4 separate regions of the Mus musculus genome follow, and regions 1, 2 and 3 are each linked to region 4. A link is a loop called in an ENCODE intact Hi-C map of the cell type or tissue named here. Cell type or tissue: heart. All regions are shown on one strand.

Region 1 (2,500 bases), 69 kb after region 4:
CACCGAGCTGTCTCATAGTCTCCAGATTTTTTTTAGGTTTTATTTTTTATGTGTTTGTTTGGTAGGTTTAGAGAATTTCAAAGGAAAAAGGCAAGTTGGAAGTTATTACGTTCCATGCTAGGTCAGATCATCTTCAGTGTTCATAAGTTTATTTTTTAAAACTTAGACCCATTTTCTGCTTTCATAAAGGGTATTGCTGACTCGTTTAAAAAAGGAATTATATTAAGTTATCCTCATTTCTTGTTAAGCTTACAACCCCCAATTTGATTCTTTCCAGAATGAAATGGTATTTCCTTTTATCATGCTGATAGGAATAAATTTATTGCAATTAAAAATGACATTCAGGCCGGGCGGTAGTGGCGCACGCCTTTAATCCCAGCACTCGGGAGGCAGAGGCAGGCGGATTTCTGAGTTCGAGGCCAGCCTGGTCTACAAAGTGAGTTCCAGGACAGCCAGGGCTACACAGAGAAACCCTGTCTCAAAAACACCAAAAAAAAAAAAAATGACATTCAGCTAGATGTAGGAAGTACAAGCCTTTGATCCTAGCAGGCAGATATCTGTATGTTGAGGCTTGCTTTGTCTACATAGTGAGTTCTAGGACAGCCAGGGCTTCATAGAGAGTTCCTAATTTCAAAAGTCCTAAAAAAATAAAAAGTTCCACAATAGTGCCATCTTTGGTGAGTTCTACAAGTCATTGTCACTCAGCATCGCCTGTGACCTTGCTGAACATGCAGGTGCTTGGTTCCCAAATCAAAGTCCCTCAGTGCAGACCTAGGGATGGGAAGCTGTTGGGAGGCCAGAACTGTTCCCACCACGCCTCCAGCCATTATCAGCAGCCTGAAACTAATTTAAATGCACTGCTCTGTAAGCTAAAAAGTTTAGCATAAAAGCATTTTATGAAACTTTATTTTTATGCTATAGAAAAATTACTAGTGTTTTCCTCTTCAGTTGTTAGAAATTTTATTTGTAATAATTTTAGTTTTGTTTTTTAAAAATGGGTTTTTTTGGTTTTTGTTTTGTTTGTTTGTTTGTTTGTTTGTTTGTTTTTGTTCTTTTGAGACAGGGTTTCTCTGTATAGCCCTGGCTGTCCTGGAACTCACTCTGTAGACCAGGCTGGCCTTTAACTCAGAAATCCACCTGCCTCTGCCTCCCAAGTGCTGGGATCCGCCTACCTGTTTTTTGTTTTTTTCAAGACTTGGTTTCTCTGGGCTTAACCCTGAGACGGTTGCTCCGCACGCCACCAGGTGGCGACAGGTTGTCACTGCAATGCTCCCGCTCGCTTTTTTGTTTTGTTTTGTTTTGTTTTGTTTTGTTTGTTTTGTTTTTTCAAGACAGGGTTTTTCTGTGTAGCCCTGGCTGTCCTGGAACTCACTCTGTAGACCAGGCTGGCCTCAAACTTAGATATCCACCTGCCTCTGCCTCCCAAGTGCTGGGATTAAAGGCGTGAGCCACCTCGCCCAGCTAAAAATGTTTATTTTTAATTATGTGTATAAGAGTTGTGTTAGTTAGGATTTTGCTGCCTTGAACAGATACCGTGACAAAGCAAGTCTTATAAGGACAACATTTAATTGGGGCTGGCTTACAGGTTCAGAGGTTCAGTCCATTATCATCAAGGTAGGAGCATGGCAGCATGCAGGCAGGCATGGTGCAGGAGGAGCTGAGAGTTCTACATCTTCATCTGAAAGTTGCTGGCAGAATACTGGCTTCCAGACAGCTAGGATGAGGGTCTTATAGCCCACACCCACAGTGACACACCAACTCCAACAGGAAGGCCACACCTTCTAATAGTGCCACACCCTGGGCTGAGCATATACAAAACCACCTCGGGGGCACTGATATTCAGCAAGACCAGAAGAGCATTGGATCCCTGGAGCTGGAGTTATAGGCAGTGGTGAGCCACCCAGTGTGGATGTTAGTAAAACAGTCAGGTCTTCTGCAAGAGCAGTACGTGTTCCTAACCTCACTTTGGTCATTTTAAAATTGAACTGTCTAGGTGGTTACCTAAAATGAACTGCATCTTCCCCTTCAAACCTAATATAAAGTATTTTCTAATTGAGTGGTGACAATTATGCAGCATACAGTTGGGGCTGCCTGGATACGGTGGCACACTCCTTTCGTTCCAGCACTCTGGAGGCAGAGAGAAGCAGATCTCTTATGAATTCAAGGCCAGCCTAGTCTACATAGAAAGTTCCACGACAGCCAGGGCTACATAGTGAGATGCTATCTCAAAATAAATGAGTAAGTATGCAAATAAATAAATAGTAAATTGAGAGACTTACAAGGTGTCTCAGTGGGTCAAGGTGCTTGCTGTGCAAACTTGGTGACCTGCCATCAATACCTGGAAGCAACATAATGGTAAATAAAGGGAACTGACTTCACAAAGTTGTCCTCAGACCTCCACACATATACTGTGGCACAAACACCCACACACACACACACACACCAATATGATGGTGATGATGATAATGATAATTCTTTTAAAAACTGGGGGAAGTAGAGA
Region 2 (2,500 bases), 64 kb after region 4:
GGTGGTCGCGCTTCCTAAACCAGCTTTGTGATCCCTTGATTCCTCCCTAAATATTAATCTACCACTTGCCAACCCAGAATACTCATGCTTACCTGCTTCATGCTTTAGGATGAGAAGTTACACCGGCTGTTTTCAATGTTATAGTATTAAATACAAATAAAGAAGAAGAGTCGCAGACGTCCTGACCCCCGGGAAGCTTTGTATTGCTCTTGCAGCTGCAGATCCCTGGCTTCCCGCTTTTATGTCCTTGCTAAAGTAGGCACCCTGACAGTTTTCTCACTCAGCCATGCTAAGTGCCACTGTGAACCGAGTAGTCGTTATGTCTGTCTGTATCTGCGCTCACCCCAGATCATTAGAGACTGGACATAAGCTGAGCAGCAAGGACATTTGACTCAACCAACAGCTCAGTAATGTCTCACTTTTTAGGATTAATGTCCGTGTTGGCAGAAATAAGACCGAAGAATGACCTGGGGCATCCATTCTGTGAAAACTTGAGGTCGGGAGACTGGATGATCGACTACGTGAGTGGTCGGCTTATTTCAAGATCAGGAAGTATTGCTGAGGTAAGTAGAACGGTGCTCGAGTGCAAACAGTCGAGGGGCATTGAGACTTGGGCTTTATTACCACTGTAGATAAGTCACAGCTTCCTCAGGCCAGTTTCCTTTCTTGATCGTGTTTCAGTTCTAAGGAGTGGTTATCTCTTAATGGATTACTGGCCAGCAAAGTCACATATTTAGATTTAACTCTTCAAATATATCCAGCCTATAAACACACCAAGTTAACTTTCCACATTATTTCTGTAACAGGTTGGTAAATGGCTGCAGGCTATGTTCTTCTACCTGAAGCAGATCCCACGCTACCTCATCCCCTGCTACTTTGACGCTATATTGATTGGTGCATACACCACTCTGCTGGATGTAGCGTGGAAACAGATGTCAAGGTAGAGATGGGCATAGCTGGGTGGGAGCTATAGAGAGTCATTTTATACATGATTGTAAAAGACCAAAACCTGAGGAACTATCACAGACGCAGAGCTGGGAAGCTTTCCCGGTGGACAGTCAGTATTAGCGTCCTTTAGTCTAGAACATGCAAACCAAATGGAGAGTTTGCTTGGGGTTTGGTTTGGTTTTGAGACAGGGTCTCATGTACTGAAGACCTCAGTTACACCGTGTGGGCAAGGCTGAGCTTATGCTTCTGGTCCCCCTGCCTCCACTCCACTCCACTCCCAAATGCTGAGATTACAAGGTGCATCCACTTTATAAGATGTTCAGGATCAAATCCAGGGCTTCAGGCATACAGAAGCACCCTACACGCAAACACACTCACTGTGTACACATTTTAACACTTGATGGCGATGTTTGGGTGTCTAGCAAGCATACGGCCTGGGGTCCAGTCCCCAGCAAGGGGTGGGGTTTAAACCTAGTTTACAAAGCCTGTAAAATATGATATGGAGGAGCTGGGAAGATGGCTCAGAGGTTAAGAGCACTGACTGCTCTTCCAGAGGTCCTCACTTCAATTCCTAGCAACAACCACATGGTGGCTCACAACCATCTGTAATGGGACCCAATGCCCTCTTCTGGAGTGTCTGAAGACAGCTACAGTGTACTCACATACATAAAATAAGTAAATAAACTGTTTTAAAATATGATATGAAAAAACAAAATTATATTACTTGTTTTATTATTAATTAACTTATTAAATGACATCCATAAAACTATTTTCTTATTTTACACATTTCCGTAGAAAAATCAGTTGGCAAAAAGAATGCACAATAAAAGAGCTCAAAAGATTGTGTTTCCACTTTGTTACAGCTTTGTTCAGAACGGATCCACCTTCGTGAAGCACCTGTCACTGGGTTCTGTCCAGATGTGTGGAGTCGGGAAATGCCCTTGTCTGCCGCTGCTTTCTCCCTCGCTCCTGGATGTGCCGTGCAGGTTAAATGAGATCACAAAGGAGAAGGAGCAGTGCTGTGCCTCCTTAGCTGCAGGTGAGGCCGCTGGTGGAGGTCAGAGGTCAGGTGGGAACAGCTGTAATGGTCAACAAGGAAACCCTGTGGGAAAACGATGTTTTATAAAAAACATATTATCCAAGATTTTTATGCCATTGCTTAGTAAACTGCTCACTTAATAGCCTCTCACTCATAACAATAATTCTTACTATGCAACTGTAACTGTGTATTAACCACTTATGTGTATTTTTGATTGTGGTTGAGTAGTCCTTTCTTCTGCAGGTATCTATTAAATCCCAGTTCTTGACACCTTAAATATCTTTCATTAAATTTAATTTAATACCATTTTCCTCCCTGGTGTTTAAAAGTAAACCATTGTAGTTATTAAGAGATTGCAAGTTATGAAATACAAAACATGTTAAATGAATTTTCTATCATATGTCTTCATTGTTGTCAAATACTTTAAGCCATATTTACTGACACCATCTTTTGCAAGTAGGTCTCAAACATCCAAATAATCAGAGTATGCCTGAAGAAACGGTTTTCTTCTCA
Region 3 (2,500 bases), 500 kb after region 4:
TAAAGTAAGCCACTAGCAGAGTCTACTCAGCACAAGGAGTTAATCGGTGTGTAAGACGTGAAATATCTCACGGGTGAGCAGATGAGCATCAAATGCCGAGTGGTCTATTTTCAGTGGAAATTGACCAAAACTGTTTTTTTTTTTTTTTTTTAAATTTTGAGATTATAATTTAATTACAACATTTCTCATTTGCTTTCCCTCCCTTCCATATATCCCTCCTCATTCTCCTTCCAATTCATGGTCTCTTTAGTCATTGATCATTATTGGATGCATCTGTGTATATATATATCTGTGTGTATATATATATATATATATATATGTATGTATATGTGTGTGTATACACACACACACATTTCTAAATATAGTCTGCACAGTCCATATCATGCTACCTGTACGTATGTTCCCATACTGACCATTTTGCATTGGTGTGAAGAAGAGCCTCCCCTGGAGAAGAACACTTCTCCCATTCCAAGATTCTGTCGGTTGCCTCTAGTTCTCTGTGTAGACTTGAAGCCTCCTGGTGAATCCGTCCAGTTCGCTGTGCTCATTGACATTATACTTGTTCAGCTCATGCTTGGGCAGTCACGTTAGTGAGACCTTTCTGGTGGAGTTTCTGATATTGTTAGGAGACTTGATTTCACAGCTAACTCCCTAGGCTGAGACTTTTAATTAAAAACACGTTCTGATTTTGTAGTAACTCTCTGGGAACATATCCACGATGGGTTAGAATACTTTTTTAGAATATTTGTTTTTAAGAATACTTTCATTATCGGCTCATCCCTGCTGCAAGAATTTATAACTTAGGGAGAAAAAAATCAGTTTTTTGTGCAGCACAGATCACTGGTTGGTGGGTTTAAGATCAGGATTCGTATGTAATGCCAACTTGGTTTATGGTGTGACTTGAGACTGTCTCACCTGACCACGTCCTTCATTATATCAGGAAACTGTCCTACTAACCAGTGGATGTTGACTCTTAGGTTTAGCACGTTCTGTGAGGACGTTTTGTTATGTCCTCCATCTCTGGCCTGCAGCAGGAGTCTGTGTGTGGTAGGGCAAGGCTGTGCTGGGGAGTGGCTCTGTAGAGCAGTCTGCAGTGGAGTCTGGATGCAGCTTAGCCTGTGATCCTCTCTTGTTCATACTCTGTGGGCAGGACCGTGTCCTCCCACCCCAGCACCAGGGTCAAGGAGGCCTCAGTGCAGATGTGTGGGCAAGTCCTCAACCAGCTGGAGCAATTACAGAGGTGTGCCTCCCACGGGGACTGACTATGGGAACTATTTGAAGCACGCTTCTGGAGTCGTCTTGTATTTATTTCACCACTGAAAGGCCGCAAGTTTAAGGTAGCCAAATTCCTTCCTGGCCACTGCAGCTGCTACTGGAGAGGGACCCGGAACTTCCTCATGTGCTAAGAAATCATTGCTGTATACAGATGGCGTCGACTAAGTCTGTAAGACTTGAAAGGTTTTCCTCTCCCAAACAATTATGGTTTTTCCCCCTTCCTCTTTAATTTCTGTTTGGTTTATTTCTTTCCCTGTCCTGCTTTCTTTCTCTGTGTCTTTGGGCATTTTGGTTTTTGCTATCCTGATATTGGGTCTCAATGTAGTCCCAGTGGCCTGGAACTCATAGCAGACCTCTTGTCTCAGCTTTCCAAGTGCTGGGATGATAGATAGCATCATCATCTTTTTCTTCTTCTTCTTCTTCTTCTTCTTCTTCTTCTTCTTCTTCTTCTTCTTCTTCTTCTTCTTCTTCTTCTTCTTCTTCTTCTTCTTCTTCATCTTCTCCTCCTCCTCCTCCTCCTCCTCCTCCTCCTCCTCCTCCTTCCACCTCCCTTCCTCCCTCCCTCCCTCCCTCCCTCCCTCCTCCTCTTCCTTCAACTTCTAAACTATTTGAGGTGTGGTCTCTGTAACTATTACAGTTTGATGCTCCTGTCAACATAGGAGTGTCCCAAACCAAACAGGCCCGGTTCGGTCCTGTGGCCTGCCTCTGATTGTGAAGTCAGTCATTTTCCTTCCTCATTATGTAATGTGATGGCTCTTGCAATCTCTGGTCATCTTTCTCAACCTTTCTCATAAGCCCCTTTTCTTCCCTTTGTCCTCCCTGGAACTCTGATGTTCTAGGACCTCATGATTTCTGTGAACGCGCTTTCTGTGGTTCAAGTACACTGACTTTTAAGTGACAATAACAACGTGTGTACTGCTGTCCCCAGGCCTTATGTCTTGAGGATTAAAATGACATGAGCAAGCATACTGGATTTTCACATCCTATGGCTAAGTCGGCTGTGAGATAGTGGACTCAGTAAGGTTGAGTGGGTTCAGAAACCCCGGCACCTCATACATGAGGATGCGAGGCATTTCCTCTACCCCCAACCTGATTCCTGGCCTGGAACACATGACCACAGCACCCCCCACATAAAGTAAGAGACACATAGCACAGAACAGAGTTCTCCACGCTAATGAGGAATCTAGATGGGCCCTGAGGGTTTAGCCAAAAGCATCCCTTCCCG
Region 4 (2,500 bases):
CAGTGGTCCTGGGGTGTATAAGAAAGCAAGCTGAGAACCAGGCATGGTAGCCCATGCCTTTAATCCCAGCACTGCGGAGGTAAAGGCAGGCAGATCTCTGAGGTCTAGGCTGGCCTGGCCTACAGAGTGAGTTCCAGGACAGCCAGGGTAAAACAGAGAAACCTGTCTCAAACAAACAAACAAACAAACAAACAAACAAACAAAAAAGAAGGAAGGAAGGAAAGGAGGGAGGCAGGCAATCAAGCTGAGTGTACTACGCTGTCAGTGCTCCTCCCTGGTTTCTGCTTCAGTTCCTGCTTCTCCTCTTGCCCTGACTTCTCTTTACAGTGGACTGTGATAGAGACATTCGAGTCAAGCAAACCCTTTCTTCCCCTAGCTGCTTTTGATCCTGGTATTTATCACAGCACCAGACAGCAAACTAGAACACAGACTAGGATGTGTGATGCGGTCCCGCGGACAGGGAAGTCATAAGTAAAAACCAAAGAGCAGAGTTCTGTTTCTCTGTCGATAGCAAAGGTTCGCAGACACCCGCTGGTTAAAAAAAAAAAAAACAGCACACGTTTCTTCCCTAACAGAATCTAGGCACAGATTCATGCAGCCCTCTGGTTTTCACCTGCAATCCGGGTATTTTCCAGGGCTCGGATCTCAACTGGAGAGTGATCTGCCTCTGGGTTCATGTGATTGTTAGAGAAATACGACTGCGCTTGTCCTCCTGCACCAATGGCTCCATTTCTTGAAGGCTGACATCCATCACCACACTCAGCTCCTTTTCACAGCACTTCATAGTGTGGCTACGTAGTCACATATGCGAGCCCAGAAAGCGACTGAGACAGCCGGGACATTATACGTACACCACAGGACGAAATCATAGACATAACAAGCCATCCTGTCCGCTATGCCAATGGCAAACTAGTCGTGCGTGCCATCTACATTCAAGGTAAGGAGAAAAGGGCGATTCTCTGGAGGTTTCCATTCCCCAAGCTGATTCTTCAAAAGCTCTTAAAGGCAGGGGAGATCCAGTGTGGACTTAGTCCTGCTTCAGGATAGCATACCACCAAGGAGAAAAAGGCAGTGGATACGTGTGACCCTTAGAGCACAGGGAACCTAGAGGGATTTGGGGACAAGCTGAGGCAGAAGGACGCCTTAAATTCTTTGTATCTAGCCGGGCATGGTGGCGCACGCCTTTAATCCCAACACTTGGGAGGCAGAGGCAGGCGGATTTCTGAGTTCGTGGCCAGCCTGGTCTACAGAGTGAGTTCCAGGACAGCCAGGGCCACACAGAGAAACCCTGTCTCGAACACCCCCCCCCCTCCAAAAAAAAAAAAATTCTTTGTATCTGACCTATTCTTTCTTTGGGCATAGAACCACCTAATAAGGAAAACCCAAGACTGAAGTCAACACATGTAAATGTCCACACGGGGGCAGCAGACACCAGGACATTGTGTTCCGAATGCCTGACTCCGAGGAAGAACAAGTTCATTTCCTTTTATGGCAGCTCACGGCTCCCCCTGTCTGGTCCTTGAATGGCAAGGGAGGTGCTTGCTTGTTTTTTATTCCTCCATCCCCGTAAAGCTCCGTCCCTGATATGTCCCCAATAAAGACAAAGGGCTGTATCCTGCATAACCCGCAGAGCAACAGTGACTGGGGAGCAGCAATGAGGGCCCCCCTGAAACAGGGACTTAAGGAGACTTCCACAGTCCAAGAGCCCACATGTCTAAGTCACAACTGTATCGCAGTCGGTGTCGGGTAAAGCCCGTCTTGTTCAGAGTTGGTCCAGAATTCGTGCCCTCAGTGAAGAAGCTTCAGAAACTCGCTGGCTTCTACCCTGTGAAGATTCAGAAAGGCATCATCTAGGCAGCAGGAAATGAAGCCTCCTTAGACATCAAACCTTCAGTATCCTCGATCGTGGTTTACAACTGTAAGGCTTCGCAACTGTAAAGTACATAATAGCTGGCATTTTGTTATAGTGCTATGAACAGAGACAAAGGAAATTGTAGTGACACATTTTTTATGAAAACACCTCTTGCATTAAAAATAAACTAATTTCCCAGATCTTGCCACCATGTTAATAAGGTGCCTAGAGAGCATTCAAGACTGCATACTTAACCTGCTGTCCTACTATGCATTCAGCCTATTTACGTTTAACCTGCCTTTGAGAGAACAATATACCCAACCTCACTATATCTTGGATTGTACATGGAATCAGCTTTTACAGCCTAAGTTAAGTGATAGCTTTAACCCATTTATAAATGCTTATTTATTTTATGTTGTGATCAAGAATATCTTGCTTGCATGATTGTGTGTGCACTAGGTGCCCCGTCGACCCACAGAGAGCGTCAGACCTCATGAAACTGAAGTTACAGATGGCTGTTACCTGCCACATGGGTACTAGGAAATAAACCCAGGTCCTCTGCAAGAACAAGTATTCTTAACCATTGAGATGTCTCTCCAGCCCTACATAGCTTTAATCTTAAATTACAGACTTCCATGCCCCTGACGC

The links. Peaks named below come from ENCODE experiments on the same cell type or tissue, not always from the same donor. Only the 100,000 strongest peaks of a DNase experiment are listed, where the experiment ranks them.
Region 1: it touches region 4 in a loop (5-fold over the local background); 25 of 42 quality-filtered maps call a loop at or near these places.
Region 2: it touches region 4 in a loop (4-fold over the local background); 26 of 42 quality-filtered maps call a loop at or near these places.
Region 3: a loop joins it to region 4, with 9 times the contacts of the local background. A loop is called at or near these places in 20 of 42 quality-filtered maps.

Annotation. Positions count from the first base shown.
Region 1 is chr3:116,765,886-116,768,385 of GRCm38, reverse strand. The region is part of intron 25 of Agl (amylo-1,6-glucosidase, 4-alpha-glucanotransferase); the gene reads left to right. Among named protein-coding and RNA genes, the nearest start is that of Agl, 41 kb to the left of the region's middle. In heart, a CTCF peak has its summit at 1,239 (motif pointing right); no DNase peak of the experiment used is centred here.
Region 2 is chr3:116,770,827-116,773,326 of GRCm38, reverse strand. Agl (amylo-1,6-glucosidase, 4-alpha-glucanotransferase) reads left to right here. Exons shown (of 34, transcript NM_001081326.1): 22 at 427-563; 23 at 807-940; 24 at 1,812-1,987. Among named protein-coding and RNA genes, the nearest start is that of Agl, 36 kb to the left of the region's middle. In heart, a CTCF peak has its summit at 1,531 (motif pointing left); no DNase peak of the experiment used is centred here.
Region 3 is chr3:116,337,534-116,340,033 of GRCm38, reverse strand. The region is part of intron 7 of Cdc14a (CDC14 cell division cycle 14A); the gene reads left to right. Among named protein-coding and RNA genes, the nearest start is that of Gm46839, 81 kb to the right of the region's middle. In heart, no CTCF peak of the experiment used is centred here; no DNase peak of the experiment used is centred here.
Region 4 is chr3:116,835,147-116,837,646 of GRCm38, reverse strand. Gm40128 (a long non-coding RNA gene) reads left to right here. Exons shown (of 3, transcript XR_867574.1): 2 at 636-937; 3 at 1,363-2,290. Among named protein-coding and RNA genes, the nearest start is that of Gm40128, 5.1 kb to the left of the region's middle. In heart, a CTCF peak has its summit at 1,419 (motif pointing right); a DNase peak (open chromatin) is centred at 1,436; H3K4me3 peaks cover 608 bases; H3K27ac peaks cover 1,826 bases.